Regions from separate parts of the Mus musculus genome. Here regions 1 and 2 are each linked to region 3. The links are chromatin loops, found by intact Hi-C in ENCODE. Cell type or tissue: heart. All regions are shown on one strand.

What was found. Peaks named below come from ENCODE experiments on the same cell type or tissue, not always from the same donor. Only the 100,000 strongest peaks of a DNase experiment are listed, where the experiment ranks them.
Region 1: a loop joins it to region 3, with 6 times the contacts of the local background. A loop is called at or near these places in 18 of 42 quality-filtered maps.
Region 2: a loop joins it to region 3, with 2.3 times the contacts of the local background. A loop is called at or near these places in 4 of 42 quality-filtered maps.

Annotation. Positions count from the first base shown.
Region 1 is chr19:23,686,344-23,688,843 of GRCm38, forward strand. It overlaps Ptar1 (protein prenyltransferase alpha subunit repeat containing 1), which reads left to right and starts at 1,057. Exons shown (of 7, transcript NM_028208.1): 1 at 1,057-1,202. The coding sequence starts at 1,117. In heart, no CTCF peak of the experiment used is centred here; a DNase peak (open chromatin) is centred at 1,048; H3K4me3 peaks cover 2,167 bases; H3K27ac peaks cover 2,385 bases.
Region 2 is chr19:23,806,063-23,808,562 of GRCm38, forward strand. All of the region lies in intron 1 of Apba1 (amyloid beta (A4) precursor protein binding, family A, member 1), which reads left to right. Among named protein-coding and RNA genes, the nearest start is that of Apba1, 48 kb to the left of the region's middle. In heart, no CTCF peak of the experiment used is centred here; a DNase peak (open chromatin) is centred at 1,509.
Region 3 is chr19:23,757,975-23,760,474 of GRCm38, forward strand. Apba1 (amyloid beta (A4) precursor protein binding, family A, member 1) reads left to right here and starts at 902. Exons shown (of 13, transcript NM_177034.3): 1 at 902-1,117. In heart, a CTCF peak has its summit at 1,141; DNase peaks (open chromatin) are centred at 377, 737 and 1,717; H3K4me3 peaks cover 1,927 bases; H3K27ac peaks cover 1,508 bases; H3K27me3 peaks cover 924 bases.

The DNA of each region.
Region 1 (2,500 bases), 72 kb before region 3:
TGCTCTTGGTCTAGGGATGCAACACACCCCATTTGTCTCACTGCTTCTCCCAGAGCTTGTCAGAGTCTTTTAGGGTCTTAATCAGGTCTGTTTTGCTTTCCACAAGTTTGTAGACTGTCTCTTGTTTCTTCACCAGGATCAGGACCAACCACAGTTTGCTTTTCAGAGATCCAAGTTTCAAATAGCCCAGCCAAAGATAACCTTGAATGTCACCTCCTGTTTTTACCTCCCAAGATCACAGCCACGCACTACCTTGCCAGGGCCAAAAACCAAAAATTAAAAAGATACAGACTTCAAGCATCAGAGAAGGAGGAAGAGGAGGAGGAGGACGGGGAGGAGGAGGAGGAGGAGGAGGGAGAGGAGGAGGAGGAGGAGGAGGAGGAGGAGGAGGAGACACCATCACCAGTTAGAGGCAGTCAGAACTTTGTACTTAGAAGGGACAAATAAACCTGATATATAAAAATAAAAATTTTAATTACAACACTTTTAAAATCCAAATGGAACAGAGCAATCTTATAATTTGTGGAGCAAGAGAGGTCAGGAACAATTGTCAAAGCCTTTATTTTATTTTATACTCCAAATTAACGTAGTGATCACGAAATGTATCAAAAATGCTAAAAGTACAGAAGTACAGTGGGTTACTTTTGTTTTTAACCTTATCCCCGAGATCTGAAGGGTTCTTTCTCCTGTACTTTCTTTCCTTTGCTTACTACATTACAAGATCTAACTAAACGCGCTACTTTACACTTCATGCATAAAGTAGCACAGGCGTGCAAAAGGAGGTCAGCAACCCGCCTCCTCCCCGGGTGGGCCGGTGAAGCGGGCCTGGTGCAGCCATCCGGAGGTCCCTGGGTAAAGGCCACTCTGGGACACGGCTGCTCGGAGAAGTGCGGGGGAAGCCTCCTTCCTCCACGCCTAGTGAACCAAAACTCCACCAAAAGCCACCGAGCTCGAAGAGCCGGCCCAACCCAGCGGTGCTGCGGCCCTCCCTGACCCGGAAGTGCTCGGCGGCCTCGGCGAGAACGCGCCTGAGCCAGCGCGCGCGCGCGCCCCCGCGGAACTCCCGCCGGCGGCTGGGCTCTGCCGGAGGCGCGCCCGATCGCGGCGGCCGCCAACATGGCCGAGTCGAACGAGGAGGTGGCGGTGCTGGTGCAGAGGGTGGTGAAGGACATCACCAACGCCTTCCGAAGGAACCCGCACATGTGAGTGGCGCGCCCTGCGCCGCCGGGGTCGTCGGGGGCGGCTCGGGGCCGCGCTCTAGTCCACTCGCCGGGGCCGCTCGGGGCCCACGCGCGCTTCCGACAGGCGGAGCGCGGCTGGGACTGTCGCGCCGAGCCGGCTGGCCGTTACCAAGACGCGTGGCGGGGCAGTGCCGGGGAGCGACCTCCGAGAGCCACGTCGGAGCGTGGAGTTTTCTGCCCTGCGCGACGCGTCCCGGGAGTTGTGGCAACTCTTCTCCCCGCCGCCCTCCGCCGGGATGCGCTTGCCCCGCGGGCCACTACCGTGGGTCTCTGTGTCTTGGAGGCGACTCTCGGTTGCATCCAGTGCGTGGCTATAGAGGATTATCCACCCCATCATACTCCCTACAGCCCCCTTTCGGGTTAACTAAAGGTGATTGGAAGCTGCCTTTGACTTTTCGACTCGCTTGTCACAAAATTGCAAAGCGAGTCGGATGTAACAATTTTTGAAGGTGACCTGAGTGGATCTTATAAAGCTGTTGCAAACTGGATACTTTTTTTTTATTAGTAGCGCGTCCGAAGTTACAGACGAGCATCTTAAGGCATTCTTACCTAGCATTGTTGCCTTCTAAAAGTTCACTCCTGAACTGATACATATATTATCTCTTTCTCCTCCCTTTCCATTTTATTTGTTACTCTCTAGGAAGATACTCTTAAGATTGTATTTTTCTTTTCCTGATACTCTCCCTTTAACGAATGGAAAGGAAGCTACTAAAGAGTTACCTACATCAGTATACAAAAGAATAAGAAGCCAGAATGTAGCCCATTCCTGGGGAAACAAACATGAAGTCCGGTTTTGTATTATTTTCTCATTGGTTATACAATTTATTTTTAATATTTTAATTTTTTTTACTAAAACACATGAATTATTTTTACGCATTCTAGCCTCCTTAGCTTTTCCACTAAATGAAAGGCCAAACACTTTAATCAAGTGTTCTTTTCCTCCAAGATGATCTCAGAAAAGAATTTAGAAGTCCTCAGATGGCCTGCTTTCTTCTCTCAATTAAGGACTTAAAACTGTACTTCCTTCAAGACAAAAGACTACTGGCCTCTAAACATACCTGCCAGCCCCGACAGCCCCTAAGTCGTCCTCCTTTCCTCTTTTGACTGCTGACTTTTTTCCCCAATGAGTGTTTGGAGTGATTTCCTGGCAGTAGCCATAGTGGCTGCTGGGCCTTTTAAGGAATGCTTTGATGTCTTGTGTGTCTGTCTTTGAGGCCCTTTTTGAGAATTCCAGCTGCAGAGCAAGTAAAAGACACATC
Region 2 (2,500 bases), 48 kb after region 3:
AAGCCAGAGCCTAGTATGTGATTAGCAGGTACTCTGTCACTGAGTCTTTTCTAAACTTTTATCTTGAGTCATAAGCTTACTGAATTGTCACCTTGGCCTTGAACCTGTGATCCTTCTGCCCCATCTTCTGGGACAGCTGGGTTACAGACTTGCAGCACCATGTCAGGCTACGCTATGAGCCTTACACATACTGTACCCACCATTTCTCCCTCCCACTTCCAAGTGTAACGCCCATTAGGAATGAGAAAAGCACTTTTTTTTTCAGTTGTTAAAGTGAAGAAATAGAACTGATAACTGATTTGCTGTTTATGTTCTCCACAGTGTTCAGAGCAACTTCTTATGCATATAGCACATGGTTATTGGATAAAGTGATATTTTAGATTAGAAACGGATCCTCTACTATATTAAATACCACCCACTTGCACATAGCAAGAACCAACTAAATACTAGTGGCTGTTAGTGGGTTGTATCTGGAAAATAGAAAAGACTATGGTGAGGTGTTCCCTGGTGGCAAGAAAGGACATCTAATGTGGAGAGGAACAGGATGATATAGGAACTAGAAAATTTGGCCTCAAAGTTGAGACAGTATGTTAGATTGGGATTGAGGGCAAACCATAGTTATTACTGGAGGTAATTGCTCTAATTACTCTTTGTGCCTTTATCATCACTTTTTAGGAAGAAGAGATGACCCACTGGGGCCCTTTTGAAGAGCGTGGCATTCATAGAGACCTCTTCCTGAAAATTCTGAAGCAGCGTGTTAGAAATGCTGCTTTTAAGGGGGCAGTACCCTAAATAAGTAAGACTTCCTTCCCCATGTGGCTGTCCCTCTTCCCAGACTGCCATCACTCTCCCGCTCTGCATAGTCTCCCCAGGCCTTGGAAACCCAAGCGATAGCAGCAGGCATCTAGTTACAGATCCACTTAGCTCCACCTCATCCCGTTTCCTTTTCAGTAGATGACAACAGAGATTCAAAACATTCCTTGCAGTTAAAAAAAAATGTACCATATGGATTAAGATGTGTCTAATCTGGCGTGGGCACATTAATGTGTCACTTTGAAACTTTCCACCTTGGTAAACATTTCTATTTTTTAACTACCGAGTTTGCAGCCAACAGTATTCATTATTTTAATTAAAAAGATTCTGTGATTTCTTTTCCAAATATGGTGCTAAGTATTCTAGGGGGAATACCACTGCTTCTAAAAAGAATGAGTTGTGGAGTAGCTTAGAGTATTATGCACTTCCTATTAGGTAAATGTGATCTATTATGTTCAAAGTAATCTAAAAATAGTCGCCTGTTTCCATCGGACGCTACATTGTTAGCGCGACTATTTTCCAGACATAATCTGATAAAGTAACTAGCATTGATCTGATTCTTATTATAACAAACGCACTCAGTGCTTTACACCCGTAACTTCACAAATGCTCTCCCCGTGAGAGAGTTGTTGGCAACATCCGTATTCTATCAATAAGCAGTTCCAAGCGTTAGAGCTAGAAAGGGGTAGCCCTGAGATTGCAGCCCAGGGAGTGTCCCTGAAGCCACAGCTGGCTCAGTTCTTAGCCAATCCTCCCTCCCTTGAGCCATCCGTTGGCATAGAAGTCAAAATTAGTAAGGATTCTTGATGAAAGCACCACTAAGGATGGTATGTGCTGGATTTTGTGATTATGGAGGCCCCTTGAATCAAAGGCTATGTGTGCCCACCAGTCCTCAGGGTACCAACAGATGCTGCAACCCCTACACCGATGAAGGTCAAACTTCTCCTTTCCAAGACAAATGCATTCAACCTGAAAACATGGGAGTTTCCAAATTTTAATTTGTCTCTTAGAAGTAAACATGACTATATACTCTTTACTTTTTAATGGTCTGTCTCTTGAAGACAGGAGACCCTGTCATCCTCTGCTCCCTCACCATGGGCCACTTCTTTTAGGAAGGAGGGTGTCCTGAGAGCTGTGAAAAAATTCAGCTGGACAAGTCAGCTTCCCTGCTCTCTGTGTGTTGGTTTGCTTCACTTTTCAGCATCGATTTCTCTGTCAACAAAATAAGGAGCACAGGGCTAAAAATAGCTCAGTGTTTAAAGTGCCTACATCTTAAACAGAGGGAGGACCTGGGTTCTGATTCCCACAACCCATCTGTAGCTGCAGCCTTGGAGAGCGGTGCAGGAGATCCTTAGAGTCAGCTGGCTGGAGAGATTCGCCATCTCAGTAAGGTCTGGGATTTGTTGAAAGACCCGACCTCAGGGAATAAGGTAGAGGAGCCACTGAGGATGATGCTCAGAGTAAACCCTGGGCATCCACATCTGCACGTATGTATGTGCACTGCACACGCATCCACACATATGTGTATGAGCACACACACAAGGGAGGGGAGAGGAGGGAGAGGGAGAGAGGAAAAAAAGTAGGAAATACCAGAGTTCTTGGAAAGTTTAAGCAGCAGATATTAAGTTCCCAGCATGGTGCTGTTGGTCTGTTGTAGGTGCTAGCGGATATATTCTAGTTCTGTTGT
Region 3 (2,500 bases):
AGGATGTAGCTATGGAATCGCCTATTACAGATGGAGCTGGCGCCTGAACCCAGGCGCCTGAACCCAGCCCCGCCCTCGCCCCTCCACTCCCACCCCGCCGCCGCCCAGGGGCCAGTCCACCTTTTCATTAAGTCACAACACCTGCTACCTGGTCCCTAGTGCTCAGGGTCCCCACCCTCCAGAGAACCTAATCATATACCAGGCGAATTGCCTCTGCACGTCTGGAAGACTCTTTTAAGCTCCTAGCAACGGGCATCGAGAAACCAAGTGGACCATTTCCCGACCCCGCCTTCCAGACGCTTTCTGGGTGGGGCGGGTTGGGCAGCGCCCCCAGTGGGCGGCCAGACAGACGCCCAGCTTGTTCCTCTCAAGCTCACGCGGGCGCCCCCTCGCGGCCACTCGAGGAGCGCAGCGCCGCATTGCAAGCTCCAAGCTTTTTCTTGGCTTTCAGGCCCGGGAAGCGGGAAAACTGCGTGTCACTAAGCAAGAGGACACGGGCAGCCGTCCACGCGGCAGTGTGTCCTAAGCGTGACCAGAGCCCATTCGCAGAGACGGGGCCGGGGATGAGCGTTAGGGACCTGGGACAGAGGACCGTGGAGGTCCCCCTGTGTCCCCGCGGGAGGCAGCCACGTAGTCCATTCCAGGCTCTCGGCCACGAGAGGGAGGGACTCGCGCACAGCTACGGCGACGGCTGTGGACCCCTCGCACGCTCACGCGCGCCCGAGCTGGACTGTCGCGTCGGGCCCGCGCCGCGCGCGCGCACGCGGGTGGGCGTGGGAGGCAGGGGCGCTGCTGCACGCGGCGTGCGCGCGCTCCCCCCGCCGTCAGTCGCAGCCGCCCGGCCCCGGCGCGCGTCACGAGGGCGAGCGGGCGGCGAGCAGGGGGTGGGGCCGCGGCCGGAGGGGCCCGAGCGGCTGCCGAGCTAGAGCCGGAGGAGCGGGGCGCGGGCGGCTGCGGTCCCGGTGGCGGCGGGGGAAGATGGTGGCGCTGGAGGCGGGAGCAGCTGGAGAGCAGCTTTATTCCCAGGCTTGGCACGGTCGCTGTCACTAGCGCCGCCTGCTCCCGCGGGCCCGCGGACCCAGCTGTCAGGCAAGGTACCACCGCCAGGGCGGGCTGGGTGAGTGCCGGGCGCCCGACGCCCCGGACGGAGCTCGGGTCCTTTTGGAGGGATGATCCCGGGAGCTAGGGGTGAAGCGTGGAACAATAGTGCGGATGAACAGGGACGGCAGGCGACATCCAGGGAGGCAGTGCTTGGAGCTAGCGAGGCGGGGGAAGGGTGTGTACTAGAGAGATGCCAGGCGTCCGGTGCGCGCTGAGATACCCGGCTTTGGGAAGAGCGGGCCTGATGACAGTCACGGAAGGAGTGTGTGTGTGTGTGTGTGTGTGTGTGTGTGTGTGATAGCAGAGGGGATGGAGGTGGCAGATCCGAAGTGTAGGGGGAGATGACATTTCCAGGAATCCCCGCTAGGATCCCTCCTCTCTGGCTGACTGATGATGGAAACCGTGAGGTGGGCAGGATGCACTTGGTGTGTGAAGTGTGGAGGGGAGGCAGTAGGGTAAGGCCGGGTTTGTAAAATCCCGTGTAAGAGTGAGTGTTTAGCGTGCAATTGGATCCACGCTCTCAAAACTGCGCCCCACATCCAGCGATCTGCTTTTCCTGACTTGATGCCGCCAGCTAACACTGTGGGACAGTATTGGTTATTTTGACCCTGCAAGTCTAAGAACAGTTTCTGTTCTGCTACTGTTCTTGGGTGGCTGGGTGTACGGATTCTCGCTTCCCCTTTCCCTAACGTCCTAACACGGGGATGTGGAAGTGAGCGGTTGCTTTGAGGCACATGGCAGCAAACCAGGATAATGGTTACACCTTTTGAGACAGCTGGTGTCCCTGGCTCTGAAGGGCGCTTTCTTTGGCACTTCACAGCCTCTCATTGACTGCCTGACTCTGCAATTTCTATTGTTTATCTCTTGTCTAACCCCAAGAAGAGGGTGTTTAATGGTCATCTTCCTCTCCCGTTCCCACAACTTTTATCACCAGACTCCCTTCCATATATAAGTACTGAAAACCTTCTAGCTGAAGATTGGATAGTCTTTGCAATGATTCTTTTAGAATAAACTCTTGAGGTGTGTAAAGAAGGTGGGGGCTTTAAAAATACAAGAACAAGATTGAAAGGGAAGTAAAAAAAAAAAAAACAAGGAAAAAAAAAAGAGTGCCCCAACATGCATTCTCTTGGGTGTTTTTCCGTGGGAAATGGGATGCTAGTGACAGCCACTCTCCCGGCTTTCACAATGGTTAGAAGGTCCATTTAGGAACTGAAATTTCCCGAGACCCATGGATATAAGATCTCCAGTCAGTGAAGTCCCCGATTTCCTTCCCAGGACAGCTCACTCGTAGGAAATTTGGCAAATGTTTGGCTCTCCAATGATGTCTAGGAACCAAGACAGAGAAAAAGCACGCAGAGTCTATAGATGCTTAAATTTCTCTGCGTAATAAAGATAGGGT